Linked DNA regions of Homo sapiens: region 1 is linked to region 2. The links are chromatin loops, found by intact Hi-C in ENCODE. Cell type or tissue: IMR-90. All regions are shown on one strand. Each heading gives the region's core, and the rest is flanking DNA. Links, peaks and the distances in the headings are about the cores only. Region 1 holds the start of PSMB2 (proteasome 20S subunit beta 2). Region 2 overlaps KIAA0319L (KIAA0319 like).

Region 1 (16,469 bases), core at 9,840-12,339, 190 kb before region 2:
TTTTATATAAATGAAATCGTACAGTGATTTTTGTCTCTTTTCTTCACTCAGCATAATTGAGGCTTATCCATATTGCTGTGTGCAATAGCTCATTCATTTTTATTGCTGAGTAGTATTCCATTGTCTGGATACCACAATGTGTTATTCCGTTGATAGGCATGACTCTCTTTCTCCGTCTTTTCCAGTTTTTTACTATTACAAATAAAACTGTTATGAACATTTATGTAGAAGAGTTGGGTATCTAGTAGGCAGCATATAGTTGGGTCTTCCTTTTTCATTTTACCTGAAAATTTCTGCCATTCAATTGAGGTGTTTGGACCATTTATATTTATGTGATTACTGACATTATCATTGGATTTAAATCTACCATCTTGCTATTTGTTTTCTTTTTTTTTTTTTTTTGAGACAGAGTCTCACTCTGTTGCCCAGGTTGGAGTGCAGTGGCATGATCTCAGCTCACTGCAAGCTCCGCCTCCCAGGTTCACGCCATTCTCCTGCCTCAGCCTCCCCAGTAGCTGGGACTATAGGCACCCGCCACTACACCCAGCTAATTTTTTGTATTTTTAGTAGAGACGGGGTTTCATCATGTTAGCCAGGATGGTCTCGATCTCCTGACCTCATGATCCACCCGCCTTGGCCTCCCAAAGTGCTGGGATTATAGGCATTAGCCACCGAGCCCAGCCACTATTTGTTTTCTATTTGTCTGTTATGCTTTTTCTTTTCTTCCTTTTTTGTCATCTTTTGGATTGAGTATATTATTCCATTTTGTTTTCTGTTAACACATTAGCTATAACCCTTTGTAGTATTATTTTAGTATGTTTGGGGTTTCTTGCATACATCTTTTACTGACTACCTTCAAGTAATGTTATACTACTTTATGTACTGCATGAGAACTTTATAGCAGTTGTATTCCAATTCCTCCCCTCCTGGCCTTTGTGCTTTTGTTATTCTACATTTTACTTTGAAATACATTATAAATCCTACAATATATTTTGTTTTGTTTTGTTTTGTTTTGAGACAGAGTCTCGCTCTGTCGCCCAGGCTGGAGTGCAGTGGCGCAATCTTCGGCTCACTGCAAGCTCTGCCTCCCGGGTTCACGCCATTCTCCTGCCTCAGCCTCCCCAGTAGCTGGGACTACAGGCGCCATCCACCACGACCTGCTAATTTTTTGTATTTTTAGTAGAGACGGGGTTTCACCATGTTAGCCAGGATGGTCTTGATCTCCTGACCTTGTGATCCACCCACCTCGGCCTCCCAAAGTGCTGGGATTACAGGCGTGAGCCACGGTGCCTGGCCTCGCCTGGCTAATTTCTTTTTGTGTTTATGGTAGAGATGGAGTTTTACCGTATTAGCCAGGATGGTCTCGATCTTCTGACCTCGTGATCTGCCCGCCTCAGCCTCCCAAAGTGCTGGGATTACAAGCGTGAGCTACCACGCCCAGCCTACAATATGTTATTTTTGCTTTAAACAATTCTCTTAAAGACATACAAATCTCTCTCTCTCTCTTTCTCTCTCTCCCCCTCCCTCTTTCCCTGCTCCCCCTTCATTCTAAACAGAGTCTTGCTCTGTCGCCAAGGTTAGAGTACAGTAGCACAATCCTAGCTCACTGTAACCTCAAACCTCCTGCCTCAGCCTCCCTTCAAGTAGTAGTAGCTAGGCATACACCACACCAGGTTAATTTTTTTTTTTTTTTAGAGGTGTGATCTTGCTATGTTCCAGGCTGGTCTTGAACTCCTGGCCTCAAGCAATCCTTCTGCCTTGGCCTCCCCAAGTGGTGGTATTACAGTTGTGAGCCACTGTGCCCAGCCTTCACTTTCTTTCTTTAATGAATCAATGGCACTTAGCAATAGCCACCCAATTCTTTGGTCCAGACAATTACTATTTTTCTCATATTTCTCAAGTGTCCAAGAGTTTTCCAGCTACTACATCCCTTTTCACCATAACCCATCCCAGTTAAACACAGGTGAAAGACTGAGCTTTCACCTGCTGTAGCACTGTTACAGGAGGTCGGGAACTATCAATATTCTTTCTACTGCTAGCGTTGGTGTCCTCATCATCCTCTAGGTGGTGAGTGAGCTCACTCCAGAATCCCTTGGAGACTGCTTTCTAGGATGACTTCTGGTGCCAAATGTTTTTTAGTTTGAGTTCCCTAGAAGTGAACCAAAATGAGGATGCTAGTTCAAGTCATTAATTGGGGAAGTATTCTCAGGAGAAGCAGAGTTAGGAAGCAAGATAGGGTAGGGGGAAAAAGCTAAGCACGAACTTGGTCTTGGCTGGAGACCAGCTTTAGACTGATTCCACAGGGAGACTCGGGAGGACAAACTGTATCCCACTTAAATTCAGGGAACTGATTTTTTATTCCTGTGCCAGTCAATCAGTCAATCACTGGCAAGGAGTGGGTACTGGCAAACAGCCTCCTATGCAAGGCGGACTCCTATTTGGCTGAGGAAAATTCTCTGAAGAAAAGGGTAGTTGTGAGTTGTTATCAACCAACATTTATAACAGCTGGGAAATGGGTGCCCAGGTAGGTAAACGGAGTATGGGCAGGGCATCAACAGTATGCAGTACAGTAACTGTCCTGAATGTTTAGGGATGTGCCTCTGATCTCCAGTCTACACTTGTCCCAATCCTATTGTCTAAGCTCACAGGGTCTTTTGAGGGTGAGCTACACTGATGCTTTTATCTCAAGCTTGGGCTTGGGAGTCTTGGCAAGGTTGGTAGCTTCCACATTATGGCCATGTTCCCCAATACTGCAGTCATTCTTCATCACGGTTCTGCCAAACTCTCGCAGAATATGGTTCCTTATACTCATGGAACCAAACAGACCTGCGTCTTTGTCCCATCTCAAGGGAAACACAAAGCAAACCTCTCTTCTGAATGCCTCTTTTATAAATAAGAAAATTGAGGCTCGGGAAGGCTAAACGAATTTTGCAACAAGGCTGAAAAAGGTAAAGCTGGGACCACACTTGGGTGTTGACTTACAGGCCTTCCACTATATCAGGGAGGCAGACTATAGTCCATGAGCCAAGCCCACCTTCCCCCTTCCCCTACCTGTTTTTTAAGCAAAGTTTTATTGGAACACAGCCATGCTCTCTTGTTTATGTATTGTCTATGGCTGCTTTCTCACTGTAATGGCAGTTGTTAGTTGTTAGTAGTTGTTACAGAGAAAGTATGACCTGCAAAGCCAAAAATATTTACTATCTGTAAATATTTTGGCTACATTATGCTACTTCTGTGAACCTCCACAGACTTCTAATTCTAAGACTCAGTTATTCTAAGACTTTAGTTGGAGGAGAGTGACACAGCACAAGCTAGGTCTTGAAAACCTACTTTCTTCTATACTAACAAGAAATGAGGGCAGCTCTAGTGCTACTTAGCTAAAGCAGATTTCAAAAAGTCCTAGGGAGAGCTGGGTGTGGTGTCATGTGACTGTAGTGCAGCTACTTGGGAGGCTGAGGCAGGAGGATCACTTGAACCCAGGATTTTGTCTCAAAAAAATAAAAATAAAAATAAAAAAGCCTGGAAAGAAAGAAGGATGAATCAGCTTAAAAGATAGTCCTTAAAAATAATAATAAAAATACTGTGGATCTTCCAATTCAGAAATCTGCAGCGTTTGTGAATGAATGAATATTGGTATGTACAAAGGAAAAGTCTGGAAGGATACAGACATTCAGTGGGTGGTTACCTTTGGCGGAAGGAAAGGTATTTAACTCTTTGTTTCTTCTATATTGTTTGTGTATGTGTGTATATATAGTATAACTATGTACTTTTTGCAATTAAAAAAACACACAAACACACACAATGAGGATGAGAGAGAGAGAGAGAGAGACCTCCCCCCTCCAAGTGGTATTTAAGAAAACAATCTTTCTAGAGTGATGGATGCAGCTGTGTTCATAGTGGATGGTTGACTTAATGACCTCACTTGCCCCTGGCATCCATCCCATGATTGATAGGCTGCCTCAAACTCCTCAGGCTCTGTGTTCCTTTATGTGCAGGGAGCTGGAAGAAACATTCAGAATAAAGTATTACAATTTCTGCAGAGACAAACGAATTGCATAGTTGTGTTTGGAGATACAACTGCAACTCGTTTCCCATTTCTCAATAAGCTAGTATGAAGACTCAGTTGTGGATGTCAGAAACCCAATCAAGAAATATTTCACCTTTTTTTCAGAATTGCTTCAAGATATAAAGGGATGGCTGTTTTTTTTTCTATTAGAAAAAATACAAATAGTACATGAGCACTGTAAAACATTCAAACAATACCCATGTGTATAAAATAAAAAGTGAAAGTTCTCCCTTCAAATTACACTCACCAGGGTAATAAATGCAAATAATTTGACACTAGAATACCTGTAAACAGGTATTTACAGGTATTCCATTCATATTCAAATATTCATAGTTAAACAAAATGGCATCAGGCTACATATAAAAAAGCATTTTTACTTTCACTTAATGTATCTTGGGCCATGGAATATATAGGTATATTTAGATTCATCTCATTCTTTTTATGGGTGCACAATATTCCACTATGACTGTACTACATTTTTTTTTTTTTTGAGACAGAGTTTTGCCCTTGTTGCCCAGGCTGGAGTGCAGTGGCACGATCTCAGCTCACTGTAACCTCTGTCTCCCAGGTTCAAGCGATTCTCCTGCCTCAACCTCTTGAAGTGGCTGGGATTACAGGCGCCTGCCACCTCGCCCGGCTAATTTTTTGTATTTAGTAGAGACCGGGTTTCACCATGTTGGTCAGGCTGGTCTCGAACTCCTCACCTCACGTGATCCACCTACCTTGGCCTTCCAAAGTGATGGGATTACAGGCATGAGCCACCACACCCGGCCCAACAATGTCTCCACTTTTAGACACGTAAGTTGGTCCTCTTTTGTGTTGTAGTGCTGCAACACTAAATATCTCTCTCTCTTTTTTTTTTTTTTTTGAGAGAGAGTCTTGCTCTGTTGCCCAGGCTGGAGTGTAATGGTGTGATCTTGGCTCACTGCAACCTCTGCCTCCCGGGTTCAAGCGATTCTCTTGCCTTGGCCTCCCCAGTAGCTGGGATTACAGGTGCCGCACCACCACGCCCAGCTAATTTTGGTATTTTTAGTAGAGACGGGGTTTCATCATGTTGGCCAGGCTGGTCTCGAACTCCTGAACTCGTGATCCGCTCGTCTTGGCCTCCCAAAGTGCTAGGATTACTGGCGTGAGCCACTGCCCCTGGCAACACTGAGTATCTCGGTACACAAATATTTGGACTGTGTGTCCAAACATTTCTTTTGGACATATTCAAAAGGTTATGCATATTTAACAGATATTAAAATTGTTCTCTATAAAAAGGTTGTACAACTTAGAACCTTACCCCCAATTTATACTTTCTCATTGTTTCTTATTTCCCATTTTCCTAATTACCATCAAGGTTGAGGATCTTTTCATGTTTATTGGCCATTCGTGTTGCTTCTTTTGTGAATTGTTTTTCTTAGTCTTTGGTCTTTTTTTATTTTTTATTTTTTTTTTTGAGATGGAGTCTCTCTGTTGCACAGGCTGGAGTGGAGGGGCGCTATCTCGGCTCACTGCAATCTCCGCCTCCTAGGTTCAAGCAATTCTCCTGCTTCAGCCTCCGGAGTAGTACAGGCGCCTGCCACCACGCCCAACTAATTTTTTGTATTTTTAGTAGGGACGGGGTTTCACCATATTGGCCAGGCTGTTCTCGAACTCCCGACCTCTTGATCCGCCCCCGTGCCCTGCCGGGTCTTTTAAAAATGGTATTGTCTCACCCGGCTCCCCTCCCATTGGTTTGTAGGAATATCTTTTAAGTTATAGATATTAACTTTTTCCTTTCTTCTGTCTATAAGGTCCAAAATAGTAACTATTTCTACAATTGAAACATTCCCAATTTACATTTACTGTTGAGCATGATAATGACTTTCACCACATAGAGACGTGTAATTTTAGGTAGTCAAATCTGTCAAGTCTTTTCTCATATTGCTTCTGGGTTCCCTGTCAAGCTTAGAAACACATCTCTTCCAAAAATTACAGAAATATTTTTCTACTTTTTCTTCCATGTTTGTATCTCTCTCCCTCTCTTTTTTTTTTTTTTTTTTTTTTTTTTTTTTTTTTTTTTTTTTTTGAGACGGAGTTTCGCTTTTGTTGCCCAGGCTGGAGTGCTCACCGCAACCTCCGCCTCCAGGGATCAAGCGATTCTCTGTCTCAGCCTCCAGAGTAGCTGGGATTACAGGCATGCGCCACCACGCCCAGCTAATTTTGTATTTTTAGTAGAGACGGGGTTTCTCCATATTGGTCAGGCTGGTCTCGAACTCCCAAGCTCAGGTGATCCGCCTGCCTTGGCCTCCCAAAGTGCTGGGATTACAGGCGTGAGCCACTGCGCCCGGCCATGCTTATATCTTTAATCCAACCATATACTATTTTTGTGAAGGATGGAAGTAAGGCTCCCCTCAAGTTAATTTTTCTCCAATCTGGCTTGCAGGAAAGGGGTTTCTGGGGAGATTTTACCGAGCAACGTAGGGAAACGGCTGCCTGGCTACCTACCCCTTTTTGACACCCACACGTGCTCGGCACCTTACATACACTGCGTGATTTTATCCTAAAGCCACTTTTAAAATCTTAGTGTGTAAACAGAGAAACTGGGCGTCACATAAGGCAAGTGACCTGCACAGCCTGCTCCGGAGGAGACCCGTACGATCCCAGAGACAAGCACTGAACATAAGGCACCCGGCGCCGCGCCCGCTTTGCAACCTCTCGCGACAGTTGTACGTCATCCGAGAGCGCCGTGGAAGTCGTGCTGCAGGCGTCGCGCCAATCTTCGCTCTGAGGTGCTGTCTCACCGGTGAGACCTGGAAGCGGGCGAGTCTCGTGCTGTGTCGGACCTGCAGCCCCTGGCCTTCCGCCACCATGGAGTACCTCATCGGTATCCAAGGCCCCGACTATGTTCTTGTCGCCTCCGACCGGGTGGCCGCCAGCAATATTGTCCAGATGAAGGACGGTGAGAGGAAGCAGGGGAGGCCCGGCCAGGCCTGGGGTGTAGGAGCGGCCAGAAGGAGTTTGTCGGGGGTTGAATAAGTACCAGGGAGGATCTGAGAGATGGAAGCCGGCCTGCCCTGCCCGTACTTATTTTATTTATTTATTTATTTTTTCGAGAGGGGTTTCGCTCTTGTTGTCCAGGCCGGAGTGCAATGGCGCGATCTCGGCTTAGCACAGTCTTTGTCTCCCGGGTTCAAGCGATTCTCGTGCCTCAGCCTCCCGAGTAGCTGGGAACAGATATGCGCCACCACGCCTGGCTAATTTTTGTATTATTAGTAGAGATGTGGATTTCTCCATATTGGTCAGGCTGGTCTCGAACTCCCGACCTCAGGAGATCCGCCCGTCTCGGCCTTCCAAAGTGCTGGGATTACAGGCGAAACAGGCAGACAGGTCTGGGACCTTGGCATTTGCTCCTCCAGGGCTCCTGGGTCAGTGCTCTGCTCTGGCCTTCGCTAAATGCTTCTTGCTTGGTGAGAGTTGCCTAAAGGGAATCAGTTTATAAATGTTTAAGCGCCTGCCCAGAGCCTGGCTCTCTAGATCCCCGAATCTCTGATAAGTTTCCTGGTGTCGCTAGTAATGAGGTTAGTTTGTTGGCGGCATAAGGTGGGATCCTGAGGAGAGTGAGACTGTGGGACTGGCTCTCTAGATCCCCGAATCTCTGATAAGTTTCCTGGTGTCGCTAGTAATGAGGTTAGTTTGTTGGCGGCATAAGGTGGGATCCTGGGGAGAGTGAGACTGTGGGACCAGAAGCTTGGCATTTTCCTTCTTCCCGTGGCTCCCGATTCTTCTTTTCCAGTTTTCCAGAGCAATGGCTGCCAGGTTTTCCTTATATTTAAGTAGTTAATGGAGTTAAGAGATTGGAGCCCTGTCATTTATTTGCCTTATGAGTTTGTATAAGTTATTTTGCAGTGCCCAGATTTCCTCATCTTTAAGATTAGCAATACCAAACTCACAAACTTGTCGGGAGGATTTAGTAAATGAGTTATGTGCAAATCCTTAGCACTAGGCAGGTACTTAATAATACTAAGTGTACGTAGGTGCCCAAACATATTTGTCAAATGACCATTAAGTCATCTGAACCAAAGCTTAATACTTTTTCAACAGTAGCACGTCTTTGATCAGTTAAGGAAAACAAACTTAGATTCTGCAGAAAAACAACCAAAATCTTCTTAAAATTATGTATTGAGTAATTTAGTATAGATAGTATAGTATAGTATAGTATAGTATAGTATAGTATAGTATATTATAGTACTTAGGGGCAAAATGTCTGGACTCACTGCATAGGTTGAACCCAGGTTCTGCCACTTGTGACCTTAAGCAAATTTCTCTAACTCCGTGCCCTAGAGCTAACATCTATAAGGTGGTAATGTAATAGCACCTATCTCAAAAGGTTAATGAATTAATGTAAATCACTTAACATAGCACCTTATACTTTATGAAATTCTATGATTAGTTTGTAGAAGTTTTGTTTGTAAGCCAGTCCTTCCAAAGGAGTGAATTTGTTTTGAGAGTAAATTTGTCCATTATTTTGAATACTAAGGTCTTTGACAAGCAAGTGATTTTAACATTAAGTCATGTCTAGGTAGAACAATAATCATTATCTTTACAGGTCTTTTGTTTCATCCCAAATGTATGTGAAATCACATTGAAAAGTAGAATGTGCTTTAAGCCTACTTATGTACACAGTACTTTTAGTCATTATAGGGGATGCAGTATATTACTTATAACCCATAGAAGAGTCCAAGACATTAAGAAAACAAGGAAATAAATGCTGCAAGATGATTTTATATAATAAAAGAAGTATTACTAGTTAGTAGTAGGTTGGTTTTTAAATTAATGAGTTCAAGAGCAAATCCTAAGAGTAATAAAAGAAAGATAACTATGGTATGGGAGAAAGATGAATTTGAGTTAGTTCTTGAAAAATAATTGGAAATAGTTGCACTCTGCACATTCCAATTTTCCCTATAGTCTTTTCTGGTATAAAACAAATTATAATAGAAATTTTAGTATTGTATGATGACTTTTTTATTTATTTTATTTATTTATTTTTGAGACAGAGTCTCGCTCTGTCACCCAGGCTGGAGTGCAATGGCGCGATCTCGGCTCACTGCAACCTCCACCTCCTGGGTTCAAGCGATTCTCCTGCCTCGGCCTTCCAAGTAGCTGGGATTACAGGCGCCCGTCACCATGCCCAGCTAATTTTTGTATTTTTAGTAGAAACGGGGTTTCACCAGTTTGGCCAGGCTGGTCTCAAACTCCTGACCTCAGGTGATCCACCTGCCTCCGCCTCCCAAAGTGCTGGGATTACAGGCGTGAGCCACCGTGCCCAGCCGTCTGATGACTTTTTTCTAATCATTCATTTCACGATGGAGCTTGTTTAGAGTAGGCAAGAATGCTGAAAAAATAGTAACCTTCTGGGACTCCTTTCTCCAAGTATAAAATGATAATACAACTTCCAATCAATTGTCCAGTATGTCACTTTGTAAAAACATTTTGATACTATAGAGTAGACATTTGCTGAGGATTGCCACCTTATTAAGTGGTATAACTTTTGGTTTGCTTATATGCCGCATTTCATGTCTCTTTTCTCTTGGCCTATGTAGAATTGCTTTTAAGTTACTCGGAGTACTCCAGCCCACACAGAATTCTCTCTTTTCTGAATTCCTATAGCATGTATAATCCGAACTACATTATCTAACACTGAGTATCATAATATTGGACATGTATAGAATTCATTAGTTTTTCTCACTTGTGAGTTAGACAGGGGTAAGTCATATTATTAACATTTCACACATTTGGAAATAACATTTCACACATCTGGAAACTGGGGCTTAGAGAGGACAAGTAATTTGCCGAAGTTCAGAGTGCCAAGTCCACATCATAACCAAGGTCTCTTGGATTCTAGTTCAGTTGGTTTTCCACAGTATGACATGCTAATGTTGTTCATTTTGTTGGCCATTTGTTTCATGTATGTGGATCTCGTAAGTTCCTCGTCAAGAATCAGAAATTCCCCAGAGCTACACAGGCAGTTTCCTGTACAACTCAGGGGTCTCTAAGTATCTATCTCTTGTGTTTTTATTAAATATGTTGCCCTCTGCTACTCATTGGACATATTCAGTGTTTAAAAAACATTTTTGGCCTTGTATTAAGCTAATTTTAAAGTTGAACAGGTTACTGCCTAGGATTTTAGCCTTTCTTCTAAGTGTGACATAAGTTCTTTGTAAACAAGCTCCCCCTTCAAATAAAAATATCTTTTTTCTTATTATAAAAATAATGCGAACTTATTGAATAATGCTTTCTTATAAAAGTGAGGCATGTTAAGTATAGAAGTTTTAGGAAAAACCAACAAGCAAAAGAAGGAAACGAAAACTGCCCATACTCTTACCACTGGCAAGCACTTAGAATATACCCTTCTGCTCCTTTTTCTTTGCATAGATAATATAAGTGAATGTTTTTCGTTTATTAACAAGTTTGCAAACTAACAATCTTTAAATCTAGCCTGCATAACAAATAAAAGTGTGTTTGTTTAGGAGTTTTGAGGCAATTTGATATTATCTACAGGTGCATTTTGTGTGTTTTTTCCCTCCAAGTCTAAGAAGCCATATTACTGGTATCTACAACTCTGAAACACTTGTAAAGTATTTGACAGTAGCATTTTGTTCTTTAAATCCTATTAAAGGATTTTGGCATTTCAGAAGCTTTCAAACAGGAAACGTGTCTCCCAGGGAGGATTATTCAGCACTATTTGAAAAATGAAAAGTGAAAGTGAAAGTGAGATAGGAAGATTTAGGCCTTTTCTGAAGCTGCAGACTGAATGTGGAGTTTTCTTCCTTAGGCAATAACTGTAACCTGAATATTTATTTATCTGTCTAATCTGAATGACTCTGGTTCAGCTAGATAAGATTAGAGTATTAGGATTTTTGTGAGGTATTTTAAATAGCTTACTGTCAAAATATTCACTAGAATTTTTGCTTTGGCAATCATTTTAATTTTCTCTTTTTCTTTGGAAGTGGAATTTGTTTACTTTTTAAAGTGATTAATATTCTCAGTTGATTTTCTATTCTTTCTTGAAATGGTTCCTTAATTTTAATTATAGCACCAGTCCTTTTCATATATGCTTTTGTATGTGTATAAATATAATAACTAACATTTGTAGTTGTGGAAACATTTTAGGGCTTTGTTATCATGAGCCTAAAGATAATCGCCATTGGCTGGATTCCTTCAGTTTCTTCTGTCGTTCTGTTCCTTGCATTTCAAATGCCTTTAAATGCTTTAAATTGTATTTTCAATTGGTAGCTTTCATGTATATTCTCCAACCGAAATTGGCATTACACAATATGCTGATGGTTTAACATGAAGAGTGAAAGAGAAAAATTGATACCATTACCTATTAAAATCTTCTAAAAGCAATAATTAGTTAAATTATTCAATATACAGTCGTCCCTTGGTATCTGTAGGGATTGGTTCCAGAACCCCTGCAGATACCCAAATCCATAGATGCTTAAAGTCCATTATATACATGGTATAGTATTTGCATATTACCTATGCAGGTACTCCTGTGTACTTCAAATCATCTCTAGATTATTTATAATACTTAATATGACATAAGTGCTATGTAAATAGTTGTTATACCATATTGTTTAGGGAATAATGACCAGAAAAAAAGTCAGTACATGTTCAGGATAGATGCAAGCATCCATTTTTTTTTTTTTCTGAATAATTTTGATCCATAGTTTGTTGAATTGTGGATTCAGAATCCATGTATATGGAAGGCCAACTGTAGTAATTAATAAACCTGTTTATGGTTACATAAATAATGACGGTCAATGTCTGTTAAGGCAGTTTCTAACACAGTTTTCTTCTTTGAGCAGATCATGACAAGATGTTTAAGATGAGTGAAAAGATATTACTCCTGTGTGTTGGAGAGGCTGGAGACACTGTACAGTTTGCAGAATATATTCAGAAAAACGTGCAACTTTATAAGATGCGAAATGGTGGGTAAGACTTACAGTTTTAGTTGGCATATGAGTTTACTAGGGCTGCCATTACTAAAGTCACAGACTGGGTGGCTTAAACAACAGAAATGTATTTTCTCACAGTTCTAGATGTTAGAAGTCAAAGATTAAGGTGTTGGCAGCGTTGATTTCTGAGGCCTCTCTCCTTGGCTTGCAGATAGCCATCTTCTCCCTGTGTCTTCACGTGATTTTTCTCTTTGTACTATATCCAAATTTTCTCTTCTAAGAATACCAGTCATGTTGAATTAGGAACTCATTTTAATTTAATAACCTCTTAAGGATCCCTTCTCCAAATACAGTCACATACTAAAGTACTAGGGATTAAGACTTCAACATATGAATTTTTGGTGGACAAAATTCAGCCTATAACAATTGGTTTGTCTTTAAATTTGAACTGAAAAATAATATTCTTTAAGACTTATGTGGTCATATTTTCTTTTTTTTTTTTTTTTTTTTTTTTGAGACGGAGTCTCGCTCTGTTGCCCAGGCTGGAGTGCAATGGCGCGATCTCTGCTTACTGCAACCTCCGCCTCCCAGGTTCAAGCGATTCTCCTGTCTCAGCCTCCTGAGTAGCTGGGACTACAGGCACGCACCACCACGTCCAGCTAATTTTTGTATTTTTAGTAGAGACAGGGTTTCACCACGTTGACCAGGATGGTCTCCATCTCTTGACCTTGTGATCTGCCCACCTCGGCCTCCCAAAGTGCTGGGATTACAGGCGTGAGCCACCACGCCCAGCCCATATTTTCATTAGAGTTTTCTGTGTTTAAGAAGTTGTCTAGACCCTAAAGATTCTAATCCTTCATAAAAGATTTTCTACAAAAATCCTAGAGCAGAGAACTGTTGTAACACTGATAGCTGATAGATAAAACTAACACCATCGGCCTGGTATGATGGCTCATGCCTGTAATCCCAGCAATTGGGGAGGACAAGGTGGGAGGATCACTTGAGACCAGGAGTTTAAGACTAGCCTGAGCAATGTAGTGACACCTCATCTCTACAAAAAAAAAAAAAATTTTTTTTTTTTTTGAGATGGAGTTTCACTCTTGTTGTCCAGGCTGGAGTGCAGTGGCACAATCTCGGCTCACCGCAACCTCTGCCTTCCAGGTTCAAGCAATCCTCCTGCCTCAGCCTCCCAAGTAGCTGGGATTACAGGCATGTGCCACCACGCCTGGCTAATTTTGTATTTTTAGTAGAGACAGGGTTTCTCCATGTTGGTCAGGCTGGTCTCAAACTCATGACCTCAGATGATCTGCCCACCTCGGCCTCCCAAAGTTCTGGGATTACAGGTGTGAGCCACCACGCCCGGCCTTCTACAAAAAAGTTTTTAAAAATTAGCTGAGTGTGGTGGCATGCACCTATAGCCCTAGCTACTCAGGAGGCTGAGGCAGGAAGATCGTTTGAGCCCAGGAGGTCGAGGCTGCAGTGAGTTATGATTGTGCCACTGTACTCTGGAAGGCAGCAAGACTCTGTCTCTAAAAAAAATTTTTTTAAACCAACCAAAAAAAAAAAAACCCAACACCATCTTGGAGGTAGGGATGGTAGTATCAGACTTTTTAAGTGTTAGATATCTCAGAGGATGTGGTTTGAGTTTAAAAGTATCTGAACCTGGCCAGGCACAGTGGCTAGCACCTGTAATCCCAGCACTTTTGAGAGGCTGAGATGGGAGGATCACTTGAGGTCAGGAGTTTGAAACCAGCCTAGGCAACAAAGCAAGACCCTGGCTCTATAAAAAATAAAAATATTTACCTGGGTGCAGTGGTGCACACCCATAGTCCCAGCTACTCAGGAAGCTGAAGTGGGAAGATCACTTGAGCCCAGGAGTTCAAGGTCTCAGTGAGCCATGATAGTGCCACTGCACTCCAGCCTGTGCGACAGAGTGAGACCCTGTCTCAAAACAAAGAAACAAAAAAATCTGAATCTCAGCGTCAAAAAACCTAAGTAAACCTTGGCTTTACTATTTTTTATGTGATAAGTCATTTATCTTCTCTGGGACTTTATTTTCCTTATCTCTGAAATGAATTATAATACTAATGAATAATACATATGAAAATATTTTGTAAACCTAAAGCATTGTGTAACTAACTATAAGTATTTACTGTGCCATAAAAGGGTTCTGCCTTACTCTCTGGTAGGTTTCCTTCTAGAGAGATAATTAAGACTTTTGTGAAGTATTTTGTGAGCTCTCTCTGGGGCTAATGAACTCTTATCCACTGGGAAAACCTCCCTAGCAAACGATACTAGCCACTAGGCCTCTGATCCAGGAATGTTTGTAGTGGTGGTCTGGCAGAGAAAACCTTATTTCCACTTACCTCACAGTTCAATAACAACGTTATACACTGCACTGGTATAATATGGAGCTATGAAGGAAGTTAATTTGAATATACTTGCATGTGTAAAATGACCAAAGATCTATTCACATAGTTTGGGCAGTGGATTTAGCATTTGTATTCAATTCCATAAATACTTTTGAGGGCCTCTTCTATGGTAAGCATTCTGCTTAATACTTAAGAGAATTCAAAGATGAATAAGGCTTAGTCCTGACATTCAGGAACATAAAGTACATGGTACTTAGGTTTATGCAGGTTTAGAATATTTCAAGAATTCTGCTTTTTTTTCCAGTGGTTCCACTTTTTGCCTGCATAACAAATGAAGTATGTCAGTAATGCTTCTGAAGTCCAGTAGGTACTGTATGACTTCACTGGCTGTCCTGAGAGAGGGAGAAGAGTGAACAAGAGTAGCAAGAGTTGTTTGTTACTGGGTTTTAGGGTCTAAAGTCAGTGCACAGACAAAAACTGTGTTTGGTTAAAATTGCCCTTAAAGACCCTTAAATTACCTGCCAAGTACAGTTTTGTGTATGTAACTCTATATAGTAATTCTTATATAAGTTAAAGAACTGAGCTAAAATAAGGGAAAGAAAGAGAAAATCTATATGCAGATAATCAGGCATGACTTTTCTGCCTTTAGGATAATGGTCAGATCTTCAGTGGTGTTTAGGGGGTTAAGTAAAGAATTGAATAGTATTCCCACTTGTCTAGGTTCCTTCTTTTTTTTTTTTTTTCTTTTTTGAGTCAGGGTCTCGTTCTGTTGCTCAGATTGGAGTGCAGTGGTGCAGTCTCAGCCCACTGCAACTTCCAGCTCCTGGGTGCAAGTGATTCTCGTGCCTCAGCCTCCTGAGTAGTTGGGATTATAGGCATGCACCGCCATGCCTGGCTAATTTTTTGTATTTTAAGTAGAGACAGAGTTTCGCTATGGTGGCCAGGCTGGTCTTAAACTCCTGTCCCCAGGTGATCCACCCACCTGGGCCTCCCAAAGTGTTCTGGGATTACAGGTGTGAGCCACTGTGCCTGGCCTCTTTTTTTAAATTATTATTATTATTTTTGTTGTTGTTGTTGAGACAGGGTCTCACTCCTGTCGCCTGGGCTGGAGTGCAGTGGCACAATCATGGCTCATTGCAGCCTCGAATTCCCAGGCTCAGGTGATCCTTCCACCTCAGCCTCCCAACTACCTGGGAAAACAGGTGTGCACCACCACCCCTGGCTAATTTTTATATTTTTAGTAGAGACGGGGTTTCATCATGTTGCCCAGAATGGTCTTAAACTCCTGGGCTCGAGTGATCTGCCTGCCTCCGCTTCCCAAAGTGCTGTGATTACAGGCATGAGCCACTGCACCTGGCCAAGGATTGCTTTCATTATGATTTAATATGCACTAATAGACTTGTGAGGATAAAGTACAATAATACATGTGAAAACACTCAGCATAGACCCTGAAACATAGTTGCTGCTCAATAAATATTTGTTAGGATTTGAATCTGAATCTCTCCTAATTTGACAGTGGTATTTGAAATGTTGTAAGCAATTACTTAACCACACTGCTGTGTGTCTTTCCATACTGACATTTTCTGTGTGGGCCCACTGAGTTATGGATCATTCTTGTGCCTTTTGGCACTGGTCCCATTCTACAGGGGGATTAAGCTCCAAAGTGAATGCGTTATTACATGCACACCTGATGCTATTCCTCTGGGTTGTACCTTTGTTGGTATGACAACTTTTATTTTTGAAGTTTTAACACTTGAGATACTCTATTTTTAAAAATACTGCAGAATGATGGAAATGTTCTTTTTCTGTGGCTTATACTTTTGAAAGTCATATTATACTTCTTAATAAAGTAACATTTAAAATATTTTTTTAATAAACTATGACTCTGAGGTAGTCCTAACTTCTAGCCTCTCTTTTCCCAATATCCTTTTTGTTCCTGTTTTCGTTTTTTTAGAGACAGGGTCTTGCTCTGTCACCCATGCTGTAGTGCAGTGGCACAGTCATAACTCACTTGAACTTCTGGGGTCAATTGATCCTCTCCACTCAGCCTCCTAAGTAGCTGGGATTACAGGCATGTACCACCATGCCTAGAAATTTAAAAAAAAA
Region 2 (15,480 bases), core at 2-2,501:
GATTTCTCTGGCTTTCCTGTAGTTAAAAGCTCTGGGGCATTTTGATCCTTGAGCAGAGGGCTCTCTGGCTGTGTGCAGCCTGAATGTTGGCACAGAGCTCCCTTGGCTGCTGCAGGCAAGTCTCTGAGGCCACAAGGGGGAAGAAGGGTTGTAGGGTGTCCTAGGTGCTTGATGGCCCCTGTCCAGGAGCTGGAGGGAACTTTGCTTATAGAGTTGCTACAAACAAGATGATTTTGTCCTGAGAGTTCCTCTGCAGTCTTGCCCCATTTCCTTTTCTTTCATCAGGAAGGATTTGGGCACGTGATTAAGAAATGCATTTTGCTTCCTTGCTGGCAAGAGCCAAACCAACTACTGGGCCAGAAATGCTTTTTAGAAACATCACTCTTAAATCATTCTTTTGATCAGAGACTTGCTCAGAGAACTTTCTTCCTTTTACAAACTAGAATGGTAAAGCGTTCAAGTGTTCTAGAAGCTCATATAAAGGATAAGGCTAGAGGTGTTTGAAAGCTATTTGAATTTTCTGACCAGCAGGCAGCCTGTATTTTGAGGCCAAATGACACTTTGTCCAATTGAAATATTTTTAAACATGTCTTGTCAAGGTCTGGGTAACAGTAGTTCGTGTCTTTGCTGAGGGAGTCATTGTCTCCTCCTGCTAAGTTAGGGACAGGACAGCAGCAGACAGGTACAACTCTACCCTCTAGTTTCTTTTTTTGCAGGGGACCTGATGGGGTGCAGCTCGAGAATGCTAACAGCAGTGTTGCTACTGTGACTGGGCTGCAAGTGGGGACCTATGTGTTCACCTTGACTGTCAAAGATGAGAGGAACCTGCAAAGCCAGAGCTCTGTGAATGTCATTGTCAAAGAAGGTACCTCTCTGCCTCCAGTTTGTGTAGCAGCCTCTTAGGGTCAGATAGCTGAAGAATTTATCCTGTCATGTTTGCCTGCAGAAATTGATTAGAGATAGCAAGAGGTGGGTAAGAGGGTTGGGGTGAGGGCAATTGTTATTTTCTTTTCTAAAACAGCCTTTAATTGGACTGTAAGGTGAATTTTAACTTCCCTCCCTCCTCCTGCTTACATCTTCCCTTCCCTCTCATCCCCTTACTTTCTTTTCAGTCCTCCCTCCTTCCCTCCTTACTTTATTTCTCAGTTGAATAGGGAAAGAATTAAGGGTTCTATTCTTTGCATTTTTATTTTGCCCCTCTGCATTGCTGAGACCTGGGCCGTGACTCCTGTTAGCTACAGTGACACCTGCTGTCAGGCTTGAGAATGACGGCCGCACTACAGCTGACTATGCTTGCCCTGAGCCTTTGAGCTGAGGCCAGCCAGAGGCCTTGCTCTAGTTTACAGGCACAGTGACCAGTGAGAGCTGTGGGAGAGGGCCTTAAGTTGAGGGCCTTAAGTTGATAGCAGGAAAAACCATCAGATATGCAGACCTCCAGACATAAGATACCAAGCTGAGTAAATACTGCACAGACATCTGAATATACAGAGCTTCACGTGGGGCTCCGAATAAGAGAGGTAGCTCTTTGTTTTCTCTTGTGAAGTTCCAAGGAAGGGGTCCAAAAAGATATTCAGAGAATAACATTTTAAGATATTTTGAAGGAGAATTTGCAAGATCAGCTAGGTGAAACCTAAACTCCAAGGTTTTAAGCCAGTTTGGGCCGTTATTTCTGATCATCACATACCTCCAAAGCAGAGAAATGGATTCCATTTGGGAAGGCTGCTGGGAGAATATGAGAGGAAAGCACACTCGTCCCCTCTGTTGTACAGTGTTAGGAGAACATTTCTCTGGGTAGGACTGGAACCTCAGGACTGCAGCGCTGGTAGCTTTCATCTACACTGTTGGTTGGTGGCAGGGACAGGCACTTAAAAAGGTTCTCCAGTTAAGGTACTCTTGATGTTTTAATTTCCCCATAAGCATCATGAAGAAACATTTCTTCTTTTCCAGAATGTCACATTATGTCAATGATTTCTTTTTGATTAGAAATAAACAAACCACCTATAGCCAAGATAACTGGGAATGTGGTGATTACCCTACCCACGAGCACAGCAGAGCTGGATGGCTCTAAGTCCTCAGATGACAAGGGAATAGTCAGCTACCTCTGGACTCGAGATGAGGGGAGCCCAGCAGCAGGGGTAAGTGTGCTAGGAGCTGGAGAGCTACACAGGAGTGGGGAGGAGGAGGAGCCACGCGTTCCAGTATATGCTTTAATCAAGTGGTCCCTTATATCAAACCCAGATTGTTCTCTGAAATCCAGGGAGGTGAAGTGACTTGCTTAGGGTCATTCTGTAAGCTAGTATAGCACAGAATGGGTTTCCCTTCCCTGATCCTAGCAGTTGTAGGCTGCAATGCTGTTCCGTATCAGGAACTGCCCAAGGTTGAAACAGTTCAGCCCTGAAGGGCCTAGTTATGGTGAAAGCAGCAACTGACTCCAGGAAAGGAATGGCATTTTGTTCTGTAACATAGCCATGTTGTTCAACCCTACAGGAGGTGTTAAATCACTCTGACCATCACCCTATCCTTTTTCTTTCAAACCTGGTTGAGGGAACCTACACTTTTCACCTGAAAGTGACCGATGCAAAGGGTGAGAGTGACACAGACCGGACCACTGTGGAGGTGAAACCTGGTGAGTTCATTTAGTGATGAGGCTGAGTAGAATTGCTGAATCAGCCAATCAAGGCCTCTATCCTGAGATCCCCTTCCCCGAGCATGGACAGAGCCAGATGGCATGTCCAGCTTTAAAAATAATCGAGAAACCCCAAGCTGAAAAATCCATAGAGACCGTCTGTTCCAATAATACCTCCTACCCATGCAGAAATACAGACCTCCCCCTATTCATCTCAGATGGAGAAACAAACTCAGAGAGGGCAGGACTTGCTCAGTGTCACACAGCAGTTGTGTCAGAGCCAGGCCTTTGTGCTCGTAGTCCAGCACTTTCTCCTCTCCTCGTGACTGATGAGAGAGGGCTCAGAGTGCTTGGGAATCTGAGCATGGGAATAGCTTGAGTCATGATGTCTCATCAGCATCCAGATGCAGAAAACAATTTATTTTTATAAGTTGAGCCTCAGGCCTTGTCTGATAATCCAGGGAAGGTAAAGTAATAGTGCTCTTTACATTTTTCAGCTTTGCAGAAATAAAAATTTTCTTCTTAAATAGAACCATGTTTTTATTTTGCTTTGAGATTAATATGGTGATAGGGAGGCACTGAGTATGGAGGTGGGATAGAGCTGTATAAATTCCTGAGCTTCTGATGAAATGGTATTAACTTTAAACCTACTCTTTATTATCTAGGCCAACCTCATATATGGATGTTTTGGACAGGAAGGGATCTTGGGAGGTCTTCCAGTCCTTGTCCTGCCTCTAGGAAGGACAGTAGCTGAGACACTATAAAATCTCTTTGGTGTTTAAAGTCAGATCACAGATAGTCTACTAATTATGCAAATTATACATCAGAACAGGCAAGTGGTGCATTCAAGTATGTAAATAAGGCATTCCAAACAATCAGTTTGAAATTCCAAATGTAGAACATCTTTAGGACATATTCAAAAGTAAAACATGATAGCCTCACCGTTTTAGAGTTATACAAAGATAGTGCAGCTGTGATGTGGCTCTAAGGAAATCCTTGTGTCTTGGCTGACTGGATTTTCTTTTGTTAACTGTATTTAAACCTGGAGGGACGGATGCATTCCCATTATTGAGGAGGTTGTTGAGATGGACACTTTTCCTCCCATTGTTGTGCACAAAATACAGCGAGGCACTGAAAATCAGATGTGAGTCAGGAGAGATTGCTTAATAACCCCCACTTGGCCTGGATTGCTCAGCACTGCCAGTTGCACAGAGGCTTTTAAAACAAATGTTTAAGTGTTTCTCTCTTCCCCACTCCCGTCATTACTCCCCACCCCTCATTGCATCACTGCTTCAGCCTTATCCCCAGCACATGTGTGGGAATTCTCAGGTTGGTATAGAGAGCAGGAGTGCTTTAGAAGCTTTCTAAGCCAGCCCCAGATTGCCCGATCAGGAATTCACTATTGTCCCTTTCCATTTGAAGGATATCTGAATGTTCTCACTCCTTTCTCTCCTGTGCCAAAGCAAATGCACAGTGGCAGGTCTGTGTTTACTCTCCTACTTCTAAAGCCATGACTGATCCACATGCTTTCCAGATCCCAGGAAAAACAACCTGGTGGAGATCATCTTGGATATCAACGTCAGTCAGCTAACTGAGAGGCTGAAGGGGATGTTCATCCGCCAGATTGGGGTCCTCCTGGGGGTGCTGGATTCCGACATCATTGTGCAAAAGATTCAGCCGTACACGGAGCAGAGGTAGCTGGGCAATGAATGGGGGGAGCAAAGGAAAGACCAGGGGCCCCCGGGCTTCTTGAATGAGCTGAGAAATAGTGTGGTTAGATAGAGAAAGGTGGGCTTTCTGACCAGAAACACTCATGTTGCCTTTTCTTCAATAGACTTCTGTCTTCTAGTGCAGGTGACATGCGCTGTACTAGACACTTCAGCAGGGCTCCAGGGTGTAGGAGGTCAACTATTTTGACAACCACAGTCTAGTAGAGGAGATAAGTAAATATGGAACATTAGTACGGTGTGGGTTTGGTACAACAAGCGGCATTGTGGAACACTGTGGCAAGGACAATGAATTCTTCTAGGAGAGTTGGGGTAGGAGTAATCCAAAGATTTTTCTAGAATAAAGAAAACTTCAACCTGGGCAACATAACAAGACCCCACCTCTACAGAAGATTTAAAAATTAGCCAGGTGCAGTGTGGTTCGCCTGTAGTCCAAGCTATTTGGGAAGCTGAGGCAGGAGAATTACTTGAGCCCAGGGGTTTGAGGCTGCAGTGAGCTCTGATCACACCACTGCACTCCAGCCTGGAAGACAGAGTGAGACTGTCTCAAGAAAAAAAAAAAAAAGAAAAAAAAAGGGGAAAAGGAAACTTATATTGACCAGGCATGGGAGGATGGGGAGGAAATTCAGAACAGGGCAACAGCATTGAGCAATGGCCCTGTGGTATGAAAGTACACAGTTTCTTCCAGAAGAAGTCACTTGGTTCAAGCTTAGTGGCCCCAGGATGTGGTAGAAGACAAGACTGGCAGTGGAGATTGAGAACAGTTATATGCAAGCTGAGGATCTTAGTTTTAATAGTTTGGGTAGGCAGATCCAAGTTGGTTTGTTTTATGTGTGTGAAGTTTTTGTTTTGTTTTTAAAAGCAAGGAATTTCCATAATTTGATTTTTTTTTTTTTTTTTTTAAAGAAAGATCAGTAGTGTGGAAGCTAGTCTAAAATAGGGAGAGACCAAAGGCTGGGAGACCATTCAGGAAGCTTCTGGACTAGTCCAGTGAAAAGGTAATAAAACCTGAATTAAGATAGTGGAAGAAGAGGAGAAGAAATTAAAAGAAATTCAGTGGTAATTCAGTAGTACCTGGCCCTTTACGAATGAAGGTGAGTGAGATAGCAAATGTGAGGCTTTTGGTTTGGATGTCTGGATAGATGGTTCAGGTCATTAACTGAGATTGGGAAGGCAGGCGAAACCAGTATGGATGATTGAATTTGGGGTGTCTTACTGGCTGCGTCAGGAGATGTTCCGTCAGATAGCCACAAGTAAAGGCTGGAACTTGTGGAAGGAAGAGCCCGAGATAGGAGTTACTGCATACAGGCAGGAGCCAAAGCCATGAGAACGGGTGAGTCTCACTAGGAGAGAGCTAAGATGGATAAGGACACAACTCTGAAGGGCATCATTATTTAAGGAGGAGGCAGAGAAAGAAGAGGTAGCAAAAGAAACTAAGAAACAGCAATCAGGTGGGAGGAAAACCAAATGAGAGTAGTCTGCTGGAAGTTAAGGGGTGATCTGGCAAAAGGGGTGCTTCCAAAGGATTCAGATGCTACAGGGATGGAGGTGTGGTGAGAACACAAAGTAGGCCTATGGGTTTGTGATTAGTAGATCAGTGCAACTATAGTGAGAGCATTTTACTTAGATGTTGGAGGCAGAGGACAGATTTCATGGTTTGAGGATACAGAGATGGTCAGTATAACACCTTTTTGAGGAAGTTGGTGCTGAAAATAATATGGGAGGTAGGATTGAAAGAATATCTTTAAAAATTTTTTTTCATTGTGGTCCTTGTGGAACATGAACATCTTTTTAAAATAGGAAGTTTGTGAGCATTTGTATAGACTGAGAGGAAAAGGAGATGGTGGAGATAGGGGATGGGTAATAAATGGAGGCAGATCTGGGGGACCAGCCAAGTTGGAAACATGAGGTGAGAGCAGTGGTTCCCAACTCCAGCCACACAATAGAATCTTGCGGAGGTTGTCTGAACATAACACTGCCCAAGCCTTAGCCCCAGAGATTATAGTTCAGTTGGTCTGGAGTGGGGTCTGGGTACCTAGAATGGAAAAGCTCCCCAGGTGAATTTAATCTACAGTCAGGGCTCACTAGGTCAGAGATAGCACGATTAGGGATAAGTATACTCAGCAGCCTGGGAGTAGGAACAGGGCAAATGGCTGCTTGATTGATCCAAGCTGGCGGGAATTGGCTGGCAAGCAGTGGAAAGATGTTAGCAAGAGTGCTGGTAAGAGCACTGTTGACAGGTTGCTCAGATTCACCAGCACTGCATAGGGGGCATGAGCAAGAGAGAAGCTTCTGGGTTTCCCTGAGCTTCTGGCTTGTACTGGATTGACTTAGTTAAGGAATTCAGGAAGAACATGTGATTGGAAGAAAATAGTATTTTACAGTAGGAAAGAACATGGCCCTTATATTAGACCCAGCTTCTGAGCCCTGCCCTACTAGTGTTAGCTCTGTGGGAAAGTTACTTCACCTCTCTGAACCTGTTTTACTATCTGTGAAAATACTAGTACCTATTTATAGGATTGTTATGAGGATTAAATAAGTTAATGTTTGTATAGTCCCTCACACATAGTGTGCAATTAATGGTTATGAGTTGATTTTGAGACTTGTTGGATTTGAGGTATCTGTTGAAGCTCTGGGGTAGATATTCACACAAGTATTTGCAGATATAGACTGGTCACTCAGGAGAGATGTGGGGAAAGGAGATAAAGATCTGAGGGTTATTGATATATAGACCGAAATTGAAACTGTAAGCATGAATTAGGTAACTGGGAGAAGATAATGGGCAACGGACCACACATCCTTTATGGCAAAAGTTTTTTTTTGTTTGTTTGTTTCTGGAATTGATAATGCCCCATTGTTAATCCCACTGTGCAGCAAGCTTTTAGAAAGTCTGTGGCAGTACTTCTCAGATTTTATGTCATGCATGCCTGGAAAATGATACCATTTATAGGGCACCTTGGGATAAACAGAGAAGGCTGCTTGTATTGGAAGCAACTGGTCCAGGGCCTCTAGGATGCCCAGGTCCCACCCAGCCACACTGCATGATGAGGGGATCAATATCTTGGTCACACCTGTAAACCAGTGTGACTCACTGATTTAGAAGGTTCTAATTGTAAAACTCACATGGAGCTCAAGGGGCAGGCTACTAAAAATTAAGGCTAAGGCATAGAACAGACTTGGTACTACCCAGATGTGAGTTCACATGTGGCCTATCTTGGACAGGAATTGACAATCAGCAAACAGATTCTGGGCATGGAGTAATATAAGTTCATAGCAGCCATACTACAGTGTAAGATCTTTTTGTTGTCATCATAATTGTTTTGGCTATGTTGTGATGCTGTCCAACAATTTACATTAACAAAGCATTGTGGTTTGTCTTTCAAGTAAACTAGTCACAAACCCAGCAGTCTTAGCTGGAAAAAGGTGGACAGCAGGAATGTAGCCATACCAAATCCCCATTTGTCTCATCCTCCAGTTAGATGGAGAGTATGGGTCTTCTTGCTGGAGGAATGGGTTCTTTTGTTAGCTGGGGCAGCTTAGGGCATTTTAAAAAGAACAGACTTTGTAGTCAGACATAACAGGGTTGGGATCTGGCTCTGCCATAATCAACTGTGTGACCTTGGGCAAGTTACTTAACCCCTCTTACAAAGCCCCAGTGTTGTTCTCTGTAAAATGGAGATGACCCTGATAACACCTTTCTCACTGGCTTGTAGTAACAGAATGCATGTAACACTTAGCACAGTGTCTGTCACAAACAGAAGGTACTTAGTAAATGTTAGCTGTTGCTGCAGGTATGGACCGCTTCAGCTCATTAGTACTGTTGCATGTCTCTGCAGCACCAAAATGGTATTTTTTGTTCAAAACGAGCCTCCCCACCAGATCTTCAAAGGCCATGAGGTGGCAGCGATGCTCAAGAGTGAGCTGCGGAAGCAAAAGGCAGACTTTTTGATATTCAGAGCCTTGGAAGTCAACACTGTCAGTGAGTAATTCTGGGAATTTGGGAGCAAGAGCCTACCTAGTGCCTGCAGCTCACCCATTGGTCCTTTCTGTCCTTGGCCTTCATCTTCTTTTCTCTGGGAAGATGGAGATAATCATTCTCTTGCACTACTATTACCATGAAAGAGTCCTGATTCATCACTGGGGATTCTTAACTTGGGGCCCATGGGCCCCTGAGATCGTGTTCAGAAGGCTGTGAGCTTGAGTGGGGAAAAATTTACATCTTTGTTTTCACTAACCTCTGACTGAAACTCACTGTTTACTTCAATGATCAATGTAGGCAACAAACTACAGTAGTATCAACAGAACCTGTGGCTTTGAGGCAATAGAAATCACAAATAATTTCCTATCACATTACATGATGTCATTTTTACTTATCACTACTTCAAAATTATGATAGTTGTTAAACCCACTTCTAGCTCTTGTTGTTTAATGCTTATTTATTTATTTATTTATTTATTTATTTATTTTGAGATAGAGTCTTGCTCTGTTGCCCAGGCTGCAGTGCAGTGGTGTAATCTCAGCTCACTGCAACCTCCGCCCCCCCGGGTTCAAGTGATTCTCCTGCCTCAGCCTCCCAAATAGCTGGGATTACAGGCATGCACCACCACGCCCAGCTGATTTTTATATTTTTAGTAGAGATGGGGTTTCGTCATGTTATCCAGGCTGGTCTTGAACTCCTGACTTCAAGTGATCTGCCTGCCTCGGCCTCCCAAAGTGCTGGGATTATAGGTGTGAGCTACCATGCCCAGCCTGTCTTCTTAAATATTTCAAAAACGTTTAATATAATTATTGCCTTCCTTTGAAGTACTATAGGTATTTTATTTTTCCAATTGTGAGAAGGGGATGTGTGGGACATAAAAGATTAAGAATTGCTGATATAGACAAACAACAAGTGAAGACAGGCTGGAAGTGTCTTTCTAGTGGCCTCCTGACTGCTCCAGTTTTGTCCAGTCGAGATGAGAAAGGCAGGCACCATGCCCAAGGTGGGTCTCGAGGACATTTCACCACATAGCATTAATCTGGGGTGCTTTGGTGCCCTCATGGGCTCTAGGTGCTGCTTGTCACCCCTGGCTGAGTCTTGTTGACTTTCTTCCCTTTGCTGCCACTCTCAGCATGTCAGCTGAACTGTTCCGACCATGGCCACTGTGACTCGTTCACCAAACGCTGTATCTGTGACCCTTTTTGGATGGAGAATTTCATCAAGGTGCAGCTGAGGGATGGAGACAGCAACTGTGGTGAGTTTTCTATGTGGCACAGTGCCAGCCTGTTTGGCGCTGAATGTGGTTCTGCACTGAGTGGGTGGGTGTTGGTGTTTCTGAAGCAGATGAGCAGGCAAGGAGAAGAACTTTGTGTATTTTCTGTTTGCAGAGGACTTTTACTTCCTTCCTCCACACTTGCTCAAGGTTAGAGGAAAGCCCTGAAGCAGTCGTGTAAGAAGAACCAGGCTTAACTCAGATCCAATGCCAGTTACAGCCTAAATCCCACCAGCTGAAAAGCCTCCTGTCTTTTGGAGTGCCTCCGTGCTGTAGCCTAATGGAAGCCCTCGTTTCCCTCTTAAAGCTCTTTTCAGCCTGCACCACTGCTGCAGGGTCTCAGGGCTTGCCAGGAGCAGGGACTGGAAAGCAGGGACATTTCAAAAGGTTTAAAGCTTCAGCTGCCCTTAACTCCAAGGTCTTACCTTCCTGGGGAGCCTGAGGCATTCTTGTCTCCAGAGTGAAGCCACACCTGCCCAAGCTGGGAGCAGCCCAGACCTCCCTCCCAGCCTCTCCCTCCACAGCCCTCACCATTTTGATTTTCTTGGCAGAGTGGAGCGTGTTATATGTTATCATTGCTACCTTTGTCATTGTTGTTGCCTTGGGAATCCTGTCTTGGACTGTGATCTGTTGTTGTAAGAGGTAAGATGGATTTTCCTTTGAAATTCATTCGGGCTTCTTGTCATACATTCGTTCCTCAGAGAGGTATTTGGCACCTTCCACGTGGAAGGACTGGGCTGGGTCCTTAGTCAGCATTAGAGAGTTCTGACCCACCTAAGGCATGCACGGGCAGCTTTGCTCACCCTGAGACTCTCCTGAGGGCAGAGGCACACTCCTTCAGTGAGTGGCAGCCACTGCAGTGATTTGGAACCTGGGAAACATGGCTGGGCGGGAGCAGGGCAAGGTGGGGGAGTGAGCGTGAGGGCCAGGGGTACAGACCCGGATCACATCTGTAAGGTGTGTTTTCTTTAATGCACCACACTGTAGCCTCACCAGCATAGCCCGCGAGTTTTTAATTCTGCCTTCTTTCTAGTTGGGATTCATGAGTGTGCATGTTTCCACACATGCACTTTAGGCTAGCCAGGCTCAGGCGTCCTGTGTTTTTTCATTTGAGTCTTCCTATTGAGTCTTCTAAGATGGAATGGTTACATTTATTTTATGTTTTCATTATTAATAATATTATTTCTGTGTATACTGTGTGCCATAATATTTTTATAGGTAATATCATTTTTAAGACACATAACCTTTTCCCATTTTACAGATAAAAAAACTTAGGCTCAGGAAAGGTACATCACTGTCTGAGGACCAGTTGATAGTGACAGAGCTGAGATTCAACTTTCAGTATAACCTCTTATAAAACTTAGAACTAAAGGAATTTTTAAAAATTCCCACCAGTCTAAGACAACCACCATTACCAACTTTGTTAGTGTAATGCCTGTCTCCTCCCACACCCTTCAAGCAGAGGATTTTGTTTTCTTTACGTTTTTAACCAATCTGTCCTTCATTGCCCCTGTGGGATGGTGAGTCCGTGCCAAGGTGGTCATAGCTCCCTTGCCCTTCTCCAGAATTGCTGAGGAACATTTGAGGAACAAATCACAGTTGCCACCTTTCCTGGCTGAGAAGTGAGGAGAGGACACCCCTCTCAGTAGGTGCCCCACCAAAATAGGGCCCTGCATGCACATCTGGCTCTCATCCTCATCCTCCCAGAGAACCTCTTTCCTGAGCAGGGGTGGGGGTTGTGTTTTTTAGGCAAAAAGGAAAACCCAAGAGGAAAAGCAAGTACAAGATCCTGGATGCCACGGATCAGGAAAGCCTGGAGCTGAAGCCAACCTCCCGAGCAGGTAGGGGCCCTGGGTGCCAGAGCTTCTAGGTCTGTGCACTCTCTCTGTGGAAGGCTGCTGTCACTAGCCCCTCCTGAGTGTGTCACTAACAGCCCACTGTGCTTGCAAAGCATTTTGTTCCCTTTTGCCTGATGAAGACTGAGGGTCAGATTTGCCCTGAGCTGCACTGGACAAAATGCCTCCAGGACCCACTTCGCGTGCTACTTCCGCTTGGCGGGGGTGCTGGGCCTGTTGTTTTCCTTTGCCTGGGCATTCTCCTCATGTTTCCCACCTGGAGTTCCGCTTTTCCAACTGCCCCAGGTAGTCAGGGTCAGGGACCTTGGACTTGTCTCTTACTGCTGACCAGTCTGTGCTTTATGGGCAGAGATGAGACCCAGGCCCGTGTCTGCCAGCTGACCACCTTTCAGCCAGCCTTGTTCTCCTGTCTTCCTATCTTTATCATTTGGCAAGTCCTCAGCTTCTGTCAGTGTCTTAGGGCAGATAGGAGGGCATTTCCTTGCACAAACAGTAAGATGACTTTGAGTGATGGCACTGGGAGATCAGGGCAGGTAGTAGGCCTTCCTTCCTCCGCTGGGCTGGGTCACCTGGCGAGGGTTTCACTCATCATGGATGCCATGGGACAGGTATCATTGGTTTATGAGAGCTAGACTCTATAAAGCGATTCCTAAACACTCTGCAAGTAGAACTATTTTTATATAAAGCATTTATTAAACACTTTTCATGCTTAAAGCTTTGTGTTAGGGAGAGGCTATGGGGGTATAGGGAGTCATCAGACACAGGCTGTGCTCTCAGTCTAGTGAGGGAGAAAAGACACACAGTAGCAGAAGAGAACAGGCTCACAGCAGTCTGGACTCTGCACCAAGCAGCTCGATCCACCAACACTGTCAAGGTGGAGACTGGAGGTGGTGGGGCTTGAAATGAGCCCAGGAAACCAGAGCAGTGAGGGCGGGCGGGGCATTTCACCCAGGAATATTGAGAATGAGGGCCTGGAGGTGAAATGTGCAAAACCCACCCCTCACACTGCAGCCAAGGTTTTTATCATGTTACTCTGATCATGTTTTTCACCCCCTGACATTCTTCAATGACTTACTATTTCTAGCACAAAAAGCTAGAACTTTTGGTCTGGTAGATGTGGCCTTTGTGAGCTTACATCAGTTTGCTTTTCTGGAATCTTTCTCTTTGCTGATCTCCCTCTTTTCTAAACAAGTTCTTCTGGTTCATCCAGTAATCTCTTTCTTTTTTAAAAATGTGGCGACAAGGTCTTGCTCTGTCACCCAGGCTGGAGTGCAGTGGTATAGTCATAGCTCACTGCAACCTCCAGCTCCTGAGCTCAAGTGGTCCTCCTGCTTCAGCCTCCCAAAGCAGCTGGGACTACAGGCATGCACCACCATACCCAGCCCTAGAAAGCTCTTTCTTATCCCTCCCTTAACCTCCTCAAGTTGTGCTCACCTTTCTCTCACATGCCTGGGTCGGCATTTCTCTCGCTGTCTCATGATTAGTTATGTTTGCCTGTCTCCCCACCCATCAGTGAAATCCCTGAGGGCAGGGGCTGTCTCATTCATCTGTGGATATGGAGCGGGACCACTATGTGCCAGGCCCTGTGCCAGACACTGCTTATATTGTGGTGAATCAAACGGACAGACTTCACTCTTGTGTAGCTTATGTCAGACAGACATTAAGCAAACTCACAAATACATAAAATATGCTCATAAAAGGCCTTTATGAAGAAAAACACTTAAGCTGAGACCTGGATAAGTGGGAGCTAGCCAGATAAAGCTGCAGGAAATAGCATTCCAGGCAAAGGAACAAAACTGGTGCAGACCCAGCTGCTAGAAGGAGCAGAGAGCATTTGAGGAGGTAGAAGAAGGTGACATGATGGACAGGTTCACCTTCCCACAGAGTAAGGGGTGAGTGACCCAAGGCTCAATGGATGAGCAGGGTCCCTGCTGAGGACTTCTCTTGAGTACAATGGGGAGCCACTGATAGCTTTTTAAGGGGATGAATGGTGGGATTTGGTTTACATTTATTATTATTTGAGACAGAGTCTCACTCTTATCACCCAGGCAGGAGTGCAGTGGTGCGATCAAGGCCCACTGCAGTCTTGACCTCCTGGGCTCAGGTGATCCTTCCACCTCAGCTTCCTAAGTAGCTGGGACCACAGGCATGCGCCACCATCCCCAGGTTTTTTTGTTGTTGTTGTTGTTGTTTTGTATTTTTGGTAGAGACGGGGTTTCATCATGTTGCCTAGGCTGTTCTTGAACTCCTGGGCTTAAGTGATCTGCCTGCCTTGGTCTCCTAAAGTGCTGGGATTATAGGTGTGAGCCATGGCACCCGGTCTTGGTTTATATTTTAAAAAGACAACTGTGTAGCTGGGCGTGGTGGTGGGTGCCTGTAATCCCAGCTACTCGAGAGGCCAAGGCAGGAGAATTGCTAGAACCTGGGGGTGTGAAGGTTTCAGTGAACTGAGATCACTCCAACCTGGGCAATAAAGCCAGACTCTGTCTCAAAAAAAAAAAAAAAAAAAAAAAAAAGATAACTGTGGCTGACAGATGCAGGGGTTGGAGGGGAAAGGCTAGCTGAAAGGAAGTTAGATAGAATGTCCTTGGGGTTGAGAGGCAGATAGATTCTAGATACATTTTTGAGGAAGACTTGATGAGGTTAGTGGTCTGCTGGCCAAGGCGTGTGGGAGAAGGGAGAAAGGAAGGATGGCTCCCAGCTTCAGCACTGAGCCTCTGTGGGTTGGGTGGTGGTAGTATCCCTGAGATGGGAGAGACTGGAGAAGAAATGGTGGAGATCAAGTGTTTGGTGCAAGACAGTTATGAATGGAGTTGAGGGAATGAGAATGAAAGATTGACAAGGCCCAAATTGTGAAAGTTTGACTATCAGCCTGCAGAGTTAAACATTTATCCTGGTGATGCTGGGAAGCAAAGTCTTGGATAAGCTGGTTTAGGAAAATCAGTCTGGTGACAACATATAATAATTGAAGGGGAGTGGCTACAAGTGTGGAGACCAGCAAGGAGATTTTTGGTCCAAGGAGGAGCTGACAGTGATTCACACAGCGTGGTGTCAGTGGGTTATAGCTAGGTCTGGCAAGGTCAGGGCTGACTTCCAACCGAGAGATGGAGAATGATAGTGCTGTTGACAGAATCAGAACCTCTGATGCAGTGACTGGGTAAGAGAAGATGAATTAAATGGAACTCAGCAGAAGAGTCAGACATGGAACTGTAGAAATAGGAATCTCCCATCTGCTGGTGAGGATCAGCACCACAAAGGGTCACATCCCTTATGGGGGAATGTTGAAGGACAAAAGAAGAGGCCTAGGGTTGAGGACCCCAAGAATGACCATCCAGGAGGGAGGAGGGGATTCATTAGGGGACAGCCGTCGGTGTTTGCTGCTGCAAAGGCCAAAGAATCAGAATTGATAGCACCAGAGAAGCTCCTGGCCCATCAGAGAGCTGCAGTAGAGTGGGGAGTGACAGTGGAAGTGAAAGCGCAGGTGATTTAGAAAGCGCAGTGAGGAGATGAAGGCCCTGAATATTTAAAAATCCTTTTAGAAGCTGAGCAGTGAAAGCTAGAGAAGCAGGATGGCAGGCAGAGGGCAAGGGCCTCCTCTTCCTCAGAGAAGGGCTCATGAACAGATCTGTGGGTGGCAATGTCGAATGCAGGTAGAGGAGTGGTGCGTTGGAGAGGTGCTTCCTGACTGAGGAGGAAGGAGGGAGAAGGGAAGAGAGGAGAGAAAGGGAGCATGGAGTTCAGATGCCTCTTCTGAGGCAGGAGGGGAGAAACGGGCGGTGATGGCCCGGAGAAGTGCCGCGCTGCAGAGGTGAGATTGGATGGGAGCCTGAGCTCAGCACATCGGACATCTTAGGGAGAGGGGAGAGCCATGGGGTGTTCCAGTGGCATCTAGGTGACCAAAACCAACAACGTGCGACCAGGTGAGGGCAGCAGGGCTGGTCTCTTGTGGGCAGTGTCTACCGAAGGGAGCTGGGAGAGCCCGCTCAGGTTCGGTGTGGGTCTGAGCAGGCCGGAAGCAC

What was found. A loop is a pair of places that touch in the nucleus more often than their neighbours do. Peaks named below come from ENCODE experiments on the same cell type or tissue, not always from the same donor. Only the 100,000 strongest peaks of a DNase experiment are listed, where the experiment ranks them.
Region 1: it touches region 2 in a loop (5-fold over the local background); 2 of 110 quality-filtered maps call a loop at or near these places.

The regions. Positions count from the first base shown.
Region 1 is chr1:35,631,865-35,648,333 of GRCh38, reverse strand. It overlaps PSMB2 (proteasome 20S subunit beta 2), which reads left to right and starts at 6,808. Exons shown (of 6, transcript NM_002794.5): 1 at 6,808-6,992; 2 at 11,902-12,024. The coding sequence starts at 6,902. RefSeq lists enhancers at 5,903-6,867, 6,620-7,079, 6,868-7,833. In IMR-90, for the core only: no CTCF peak of the experiment used is centred there; a DNase peak (open chromatin) is centred at 10,793; H3K4me3 peaks cover 646 bases; H3K27ac peaks cover 378 bases.
Region 2 is chr1:35,437,013-35,452,492 of GRCh38, reverse strand. KIAA0319L (KIAA0319 like) reads left to right here. Exons shown (of 21, transcript NM_024874.5): 13 at 717-865; 14 at 1,984-2,135; 15 at 2,488-2,626; 16 at 4,161-4,320; 17 at 8,190-8,332; 18 at 9,465-9,587; 19 at 10,157-10,247; 20 at 11,355-11,446. Among named protein-coding and RNA genes, the nearest start is that of ZMYM4-AS1, 79 kb to the right of the region's middle. RefSeq lists a silencer at 1,214-1,393. In IMR-90, for the core only: a CTCF peak has its summit at 1,245 (motif pointing left); DNase peaks (open chromatin) are centred at 262 and 1,252; H3K27ac peaks cover 1,572 bases.